Linked DNA regions of Homo sapiens: region 2 is linked to region 1. A link is a contact called in ENCODE Hi-C or POLR2A ChIA-PET data. All regions are on one chromosome and are shown on one strand. Each heading gives the region's core, a stretch centred on a gene start or an enhancer-like site at or near the end of the contact. The rest is flanking DNA. Distances are from core to core; before and after follow the strand shown. Region 1 holds the start of CYP46A1 (cytochrome P450 family 46 subfamily A member 1). Region 2 overlaps YY1-DT (YY1 divergent transcript).

Region 1 (4,182 bases), core at 1,562-4,061:
TGTAGAATGAGGAAGATGAAGAGTTGCCTCTTGCAGCGAGAGGGTTCCTTGCCTGCCAGCTGGCAAAGCCCTGGGGTACCCGGGGGCAAATGCTACTACTGGAGACTCAACACACAGATCTCTCGTCAACCACAGTATCGCCAATCATAGTTTAAAGATCCAGGCTTTTAATGTCAAGGCATCGGGTTTCTGCTAGAAGAGTTTCCAGAACTTTCATTTAGTGCAGTTTTATATTTGACCACTAACCAATTTTTAATCCAAAATCTTTTTATATATGCATTGTTCAGTTCACCTCCTTAGAATAAATAGCCCAATCATGATTATATTCATCTTCCTCCCACTGCTCCCTCCGCACCCCACACACTCAGGTCACATGTAGACTCTGTGGTATAAGATTTGGGAAGAATTTAGCCATAAGAAGGAAAGCAATAAGGATACATGCTACTACATGAATGAACTTTTGAAACATTATACTAAGTGAAAGAAGCCAGACACAAAAGGCCACATATTGTATGATTCCATTTATATGAAATGTCCAGAACAGGCAAATCCACAGAGACAGAAAGCAGATTCATGGTTGCCAGGGCTGTGAGGGGTGGGAGAAAATGAGGAGTGATGGCTAATGGGTACGGGGTTTCTTTCTGGGGTGACAAAACAGTTCTGAAATCGGTGGCGATGGCTGCACAGTGCTGTGAATGTACCAAAAACCACTGAATCATACACTAAAGAATACATTTTGTGGAATGCAAGTTACATTTCAATTTTTTTTAAGATGATTTAAATTCTGCTTTCTCAAGACACAGAGACCAGAACAGGTCATTTGAGTTTATGAGAAGACCAAGTAACGATGAAACTTATCAGAACAAGCACCAAACTCATTCAATTCTAAGTGCTGATGGCTTCTCTGAAAACTTGAGAGGGTGATAGTGTCCACCACGGAACTCACGGGAGATTTCCACCATTCAACCTTGAATTGCTATTCATAGAGTGTCTACTATGCATGTACAATGTGCTGCTACATGTCGGAGATGCAGCAGTGACTGAGACAGACAGGGGGCCCATGGAAAAGAGACACTTAGGAAAAACTTGCACAAATAATTGCCCAATTAACATTATGCTGTAAAGGAAAATTACAGTGATTTCAGGGTTTATAAAATGAACATAATATTTTTGGGGGAGCAGGAGGAACCTCCCTGAGGAGTTAGCATTGAAGCCAAACCTGGAAGGCTGGGGGAAGAAGCATCCAGGTAAAGTAGAAGGCAGAGGAGCTAAGCAAGGAGAGAGAGAGAGAGCACCAGAAGGGCAGAGAGCCAGCAGGGAGAACAGGTGCCTCCCTATGTCACCAGCCACAGAGATCTTTCCTGAACCCATCAAGCAGAGATTCAGGCTTCTAACGCCAGTACATCTGGCTTGTGCTGGAGATGGGTGCCTTCCAGAATATTCATGTCCTGAGATTTTAAAAAGTGTGTCTAATACAATTGTTTATTCATTCATTCAACAAATATTTATTGAGATCTGCAACACGCCAGGCACTGGGGATACACAAGCGAACACAGAGTGTCCCTGTCCTCCCGGGGCTCACATTCTAGAGGGGGAGACAGTCAACAGGTGAACAGACAGTCAACAGGTGGAAAGAAGGTAACCTCAGAGGTGATGGCCCCTGAGAAGTCTGGGGCTGGGTGGTCTTTACACAAGGTGCTGGGCAAGGCCTGTTTGAGACAAGCAGAGGAAGAAGCCCGCCAGGCCCAGGCTTGAGAAAAGGACCCGGGGGGAGGGAAGCTGCGGGGGGGGCGGGGGGAGGGGGAGGCTGGGAGAAGAAAGGCTGGGGGCAGTAGTGAGAAAGCAAGAGGAAAGAGCAAGCTGCAGAGTGGGTTCTGAGTGCTCGGCAGGGGCCTCGCGGGCCATGCAGCCGACTTAATTTAGAACTGCATTTAGTTGTCAAGTGATGGGAAGCCCTTGGAGCAGGGAAATGACACATTTAATTTAAGCTTCACAAAGCTAAGCTGGGGGTGGGGGGGGGTTGGCAAGTTGAGGGGGGTGTAAGTTGCGTGGGGGTGGGGACCAAGAATGCAATTGTAAGTACTAAGGAGAAGACAAATGGGGTGTCCCAGAACAGAAATACAAGCAAAAGGAAACATGACTGAAGTACAGCGTGCTCCAATCCAGGCTGACCCTGTCCAAGTCCCAAAGTTAACAGCGCCCACTTTGGAGGCAGGCTGACCTGGGCTTAAATCTAGGCTTACCAACCGTGTGACCTTGGGCAGGTGACTTCGCCTCTGAGCGCCTCAGTCTCCTCGTCTGAACGATGGGTTAACAATAGCGCCTACCTGAAAGGGCTGTGGCTGCCATCACGTTTGTGGGGCCCAGCTGTGCGCGGTGGGCGCCCAGCAGCTGCTGCGGCTGTGAGTAATTTGTTACTAAGAATAGTTAGCGCCCCTCTCGGGGCCGCCGACTCCCAGCGGCCGCGCGCACTAGGCGAGGCCGGACCCCCGGCCTGGACGCCGGCTTAGACGCTGTCCCCAGGCCCCCAGTCCCAGCACCCCAGCCAGGCCCCGCCCCCAGCCCCGCTCACCTGGGCCGCGGCGGCCCGGGGATGTGCTCGTAGCGGCTGCGAGCGCGGTGCACGAAGGTGCAGCAGAGGCCGAAGGCGAGCAGGACGGCGCTGCCGAGCAGCAGCAGCCCGGGGCTCATGGCTCCGGGGCAGGGCAGGCCAGGCCAGGGTCGGGCCGGGCGCCGAGGGGGCCGGGAGGCCGCGAGCCGACTCAGCTGTCAGCGCCGCGCGCCGCCTCGGCCCCAGGCCAGGCGCGACCCAGCACCCTCCCCGCCCGCTCGGCTCCGCCCCCGCCGACTCCGACCCCTCCCAGGGCGCACAGTCCCCGCCAACCACGTCTCCGCCTCCGGCTCCGGCGCTCCGGGCCCTCCCCCGCCCCGCCCCGCCCCCCAGAGCTCCGCCCCAACCTCCACACCGCCCCAGCCCAGGCCCCACCCCGAGCATGTGGTCTTCACCAATCACAACTCCGCTTCTGGCTCAGCCCCCCAGGCTCCGCCCCCACCTCTTCAGACTCAGGTCCGCCCCAGCAGCAGCTCCGCCCAGAACGCGTTGTCCCTGGCAACGCCGATCCTCAGCGCTCTGGCCCGGCGGCGGCGCGAAGTCCTGCTGGCTGGCTCCGCCCGCTTCGGCGCCTCCAAATAACGGCATCTTTCCGCGCGCGGTCTTAGGCCCCTTCCTTTTTCCCCCAAACCTGCCCGGAAACCCCATCCCAGCCTGCAAAAGTCCGCATAACGCCGACTGTTCCCAAACTTCTCCTTGGAACCCCAGACCCCCAAAGTTGTTCTCCAGTTGCCCCGGGGCGCCTCCTCCGCCCGGACAGTCCACGCCTAGCGCCCGTGGTCCGCCAGCGGGGCCCGCGGGCTGGTGGCAGGATCCTGCGGGACCCAGGGACGCCTGTGTCTGCGACCGAGAGCGCACGGCGTGGCCGGAGGCTGTTCTCCCAGAGACTCGGGGGCCTGCGGACCCTCCTAGACCAGGCGAAGCCCCATCTGAGGCGCTGGCTCAGGCCCGAAGGAGTTGGAGTTGGAGGGATGAAAATCTGGGTCCGCCCTCCAGGGAAAGCGGGAAATGTGCCGGGGAGGCGGGGGTAGCGGAGGAGAAGGTATTTTCGAAATAATGACCAGGGCTTCCCCCTCTGTCGTAACCCGCGTCTCCTTGCCCATCCCGTATGAAGATGAGGCCAATTCTGGGCGTTTTAGTTCCCAATTCCTATCCCGAGGGACCACCCAGCGTGAAAGTCGTGGCAGGGGAAGGCCAGGTGTGCCCACTCCTAGCCCAGGTAAAGGTCCCCCGGGCTGGAGGTAGAGGCCCAGGGAGTGTAGATGCTGCTGGGTTTCTGAGAAGAGGCAATGCCCCTGCCCCACGCTTGAGCCAGTCCTGGAGAGGTTGGGGGTTGGAAAACGAAGGGGACCTTGGTACCGCCTTCCCAGGTATAGTTAGGGACATGGGACATGGCTGTTAGGGGTGTGGGCTGAGGGGCGACGGAGACGGCCAAGTCTTAAGAGCCGTGCCCAGCACGGAGGAGGCGGGACTTCTGCCCTCGGGGCCACCGCAGCCTGGACAGGTGGGCAGCAGAGCATCCATCCCCCCGGCGCCTGGCCCGGCCGCCCAGTTGGACTCGGGGATGTTGG
Region 2 (4,203 bases), core at 1,573-4,072, 530 kb before region 1:
CAGGATGGTCTTGATCTCCTGACCTCATGATCTGCCCACCTCGGCCTCCCAAAGTGCTGGGAGTGTGAGCCACCGCACCCAGCCTATAAATGATTTTTCTTGCTGGATGTTTTAACTGTTACAGCTGGAATTTTAAAATGCAGCTGAGAGTGCCTATAGTCCCAGGTACTCAGAAGGCTGAGGTGGGAGTATTGCTTGGGCCCAGGAGGCTGCATTCCAGCCTGGGCAACATAGCAAAACCCCATCTCAAAAGATAAATAAAAATTTTTTAAATGAAAATGCAGTGGGTTTGTGTATATTGATTTTTATATCTAGCAAGCTCACTAAACTCTCATGGTAACTTACCTTGTGATTCTTTGGCTTTTATATCATCTCTAAATAATGACAGTTTGTTTTTTTCCTTTCAGATCTTTATATCCTTTTCTTTTTCCTTGCCTTTCTTCCCTGGCCTGGACTTCCCGTACAGTTTGCACCCTACTGGAGGTGGTGACAGTGGGCATCGTTGCCATGTTTCCATTCTCACAGGGAAAGCTATCATTGTTCCTCCACTATCTACGATGTTTGTTATGGGGTTTTACAGCTACCCTTTGTCAGGGCAAGGAAGTCCCTTCCATTCTTAGGTTGCTAAGAGTTTTTCTCATGAGTGGATCTTTAGTTTTCTCTACGAGCCTAGAGAGGATGGTATGTCTTTTCCTTTTTTCCATTAAAGTGATAGATGATGCTGAGTTTTCCAATGCTGACGGACCCTGCGCTCCTGAGAGAAACAGGCTTGACTGTGTTGTATTGTCTTTTTTAGAAGCTGCCAGATTCAGTTTGTTACTCGTGTAGGATTTTTGTGTCTATTTTTCATGAATGAGATTGCCCTGTCCTTTTTCTTTTTCATATTTCCCTTATTAGGTGTTGGTGTCAAGGTTATCATTGCCTCACCGAACCAGTTGGGCAGTCCCCTCTTTTTCTGTGTTCTGAGTTTGTATAAAAGCGGAACTCTTTGTTCCATACATGTATATTAAAACTCACGGAGGATGCCATCTGGGCCTGGAGTTTGCTCTGCAGGAAGGTCGACTCCTGATTAACTTGGTCTTTCATGAACCTCCCATCCTTCCAGACCAGACCACCTCACCGGTGGACCATAGTGGCACCCTAAGGAGCACTGCCCCAGGCCTCCTCCCCAGCCAGTCTTCCTGTTCCCAGCTCTCTCCACCGGTCCCCACTGTCCCCTGATAAAATGTAGATTTACTGTCAGACTCAGGGCCCTCACCTGTGGCCAAACCACTTGCCTATCCTACCCTTCTGCTGTGTCCTGCTGAACTGGAGGCACGCCTGGGCCTCCTGTGCTGGAGCCTCCGCCCACGTGTGGCCCATCCAGACTCCTCCTGCCACTAGGGCCACTTCTTCCGGGAAGCCTGCCCTTCCCTTTAACTGCAGGGCCCTGTCTCCTATAGCTCCCAATTTCCACGTATGATCAAGACCGCTCTGGGGTAGAATTATAATCACTCCCTACCCAAGTGAGTGATCCGAGAGGATGGGTATATGCTTCCAGTTACTTGCTTATTCGGTCAACAAAACATACGAAGCACCAGGCACCATATGGAGCTGGAATACATCAGTAACCAAGACTCACAGCTTCCAGTCTCCAGAGCTCTCCAGTGAGTGGAAATAAGACAGCTTTCACTCGACAGGTGAGCACTGAAAAACGAGTTTTAATCACCCAGAATCCCACTGCTAATGGATGAGAGCATTTCTTCTCTTCTCCGCTTTAAAAAGGCGTATAATTATCTACCTGAGTAAGTACAAGCTACACACTACGCTAATTTACGGATAAGGAAACCGAGGCGTGGGGCACTGAGGCTGAAGCTGGCCCGGCTTAGGAATGCTTGGGGTCTGGATTTTGACTCAGCAGGTTGACTCGGAGCCTCCCTGCCTTCTTGAAAAAATAGAATGTGTGTTGAGCTCTGTCCTCGTTTGGGCCTCGAGTTTCACTTATCTTACTACAGACACCACCTTGGGAACACGAAATGTGCATCTCGCCCCTATCTGGGTGTCACCCTCACCGGCTCCCTTGCTTTCTTTTCGGGCTGTAGGGGCAGAACCCAGCCCGGGAGTTCGGAGCCTGGGCTCTCCCGGCGCTGCCATCAACTCCCTGTGATCCCAGCTCGTCACTAGGCCTCTCTGCGCCTCTTTCCACCTGTGTTAGGCGGGGCTGGGATTCCACCCCTGGCGATGGGCGTCGAGGATCCAGCACAGCCGGGGCGGGGCTAGGCGGGCGCGGGGGACGAGGGGCCCCGGGGAGGAGGGCGGGGCGGGGCACGAGGGCCCTGAGAGCCGGAAGCGCGGGGCGGGGCCTGTGCCGGGTGCACCTCGCGAGCTAGCTGCCGCCCCGCCTGTGTCGCGGTCGTACCCTCCGCCCTCTGCGCCGAGAGCCGCTGCCGCCCGAGACCTTCGAGGGCTCCTCGCCCCTGCTTCCTGGGAGACCCTCTCCGCTGGGAGAGTCGCAGTCACGGAGCCGGGGGACACCTGTACGGGCAGGCGGCCGGCGAAGGCCCGGCCCGAGAGGAAGCGGGCCCCGAACGCCGCAACTGCCTGGGAAGCGGCTTTGCGTGTGCGCGGCGAGAGTAGCGGGGCCATTGCCGGGCGTCTCAGGCGCCCGGGGCACCTCCGCCCTTCTTCCTGCCGCAGCTTCCTCGCGGCACTGGGAAGGGCGGCGGGAACGCAGGCGCTGCGCCGGGCGAAGGCCGCGGCCCTGCTCTCATCCTCAGCAGTTGGGAGGCTGGGGCTGGGCTACACCGACCCGAGCGGGGGCCGGGCGCGGGCCAGGCTCCTCCCTCATCTCCGGCTCCGTGGGCCGCGTGGCTGCCCCTTGGCAGGCTCTGCGGGGTCCCTGTCCCTGCCTGGGTAGTGTGCGCCCTTACCCTCCCGCCCCGCTTCAGGCCCTGCAGTTGAGAACACGGCGCCCTCGCCCCAGCCTGGTCCTCGCTCTAGATCCCGACCCTGACGCAGCCTGGGGAAGCCTACAAAGCCCCTCTCAAAATATTTTTAGATGAATAAAATAACAAGATTAGGAAGGAAGGCTACTATGGTAAATAGTTGGCTGGTCGCGGGGCTCACGCCGGTTTTCCCAACAATTTGGGAGGCCGAGGCGGGAGGATCGCTTGAGCCTAGGAGTTGGAGACCAGCCTGGCCAACATAGTGAGACCGTCTCTACAAAAACTTTTTTTTTTAATTAGCCGGGCGTGGTGGAGCACATCTGAGGGCCCAGCTACTCGGGAGCTGAGGCAGGAGGATCCCTTAAGCCTGGGAAGTCAAGGCTGCAGTGAGCCGAGATGGGTGCCACTTCACTCCAGCCTAGGCGACAGAGTGAGACTTGCAGAAGGAAAGAGAGAAAAGAAATACAGTAACAGTTAATAAAATTCTTAACACACATGTAATAATGTATTTTACTCACACATTAAATAACAAGACTAAAGTTGCAAGTCTAATATTCACCATGATTTTGAAATACCAGTGAGTATAAATGATATTTAGAGATTTCTGCAACAGCTGAAATGTGATATGAATATATCTGGGTTTCTCTTGGTGACAAAGTCACAGGGACAGCTAACACCTACTACTGTGGGAATTTTAATATCAGAGGTGGGTGAAAATGAGATCGCATACATTCCTTCAACCCAAATTCAGAAGCCCCCTGGCTTCTATCCTCTGACCTCCCTTCCCCTCCCCTCTCTCTGTGGATCCCAGGTTAAGAACCCCCACCCATGTGACGGGGTGTGAAGAGCTCAGTGGGAGGGGCAGAGAGGAAGAGCCTCCCTGACCCCGGTGTTTGCCTAAAGAGAAGCACAGAGCCAGTTTTCATACTCTGGGCCTTTGCACATGCTGTTCCCTCTGCTGGGCCTTCCCATCCCCCTGCCCCCTCTGCCACCCCAACCTCCTGTCTCCTTGAAAATACCCTACCCCATGCCACCCCCAGCATGGGGTTTCCTCTCTTCTCTTGCTGTCTAGTATCTTCCCAGCTCCACACAGAGCCTGTGTGTTGATCTCAGGGGTTTGTGTTCAGGCCTGGCCTCCTGCTGGGCTGAGCTAGGCAAGGCCTGGGCTGGGGCTGCTCCATCCCTAGGGCCCATTTCAATACTGGTGCTCAACGCATGTTTATTGGATGGATGGATGGATGGATGGATGGATGGATGGATGGATGGATGGAAAAGGTCA

Evidence for each region. Hi-C counts contacts between places; a loop is a spot of excess contacts on that map. ChIA-PET counts read pairs that join two places held with the same protein, here RNA polymerase II (POLR2A). Pooled maps may share reads with other maps.
Region 2: a map of tibial artery shows a loop between it and region 1 (4-fold over the local background). The contact joins the enhancer-like site here to the promoter of CYP46A1 in region 1. A Hi-C loop is called at or near these places in 4 of 168 maps with a recorded cell type or tissue (CD4-positive, alpha-beta T cell, CD8-positive, alpha-beta T cell, aorta and 1 more), 2 of 37 single-sample maps with no recorded cell type and 12 of 50 pooled maps. POLR2A ChIA-PET finds 5 or more read pairs at or near these places in 1 of 52 experiments (Caco-2).

What each region holds. Positions count from the first base shown.
Region 1 is chr14:99,682,927-99,687,108 of GRCh38, reverse strand. It overlaps CYP46A1 (cytochrome P450 family 46 subfamily A member 1), which reads right to left and starts at 2,811. Exons shown (of 15, transcript NM_006668.2): 1 at 2,573-2,811. The coding sequence starts at 2,691. RefSeq lists a silencer at 2,427-3,006.
Region 2 is chr14:100,212,715-100,216,917 of GRCh38, reverse strand. All of the region lies in intron 1 of YY1-DT (YY1 divergent transcript), which reads left to right. Among named protein-coding and RNA genes, the nearest start is that of YY1-DT, 24 kb to the left of the region's middle. RefSeq lists enhancers at 1,948-1,997, 2,675-3,175 and a silencer at 2,218-2,937. Within about 2 kb of position 2,822, at least 36 of the 41 ENCODE cell types and tissues checked have a DNase peak (open chromatin) inside an H3K27ac peak, as active enhancers do; they include CD4-positive, alpha-beta T cell, CD8-positive, alpha-beta T cell and tibial artery, where a contact is called at or near this core.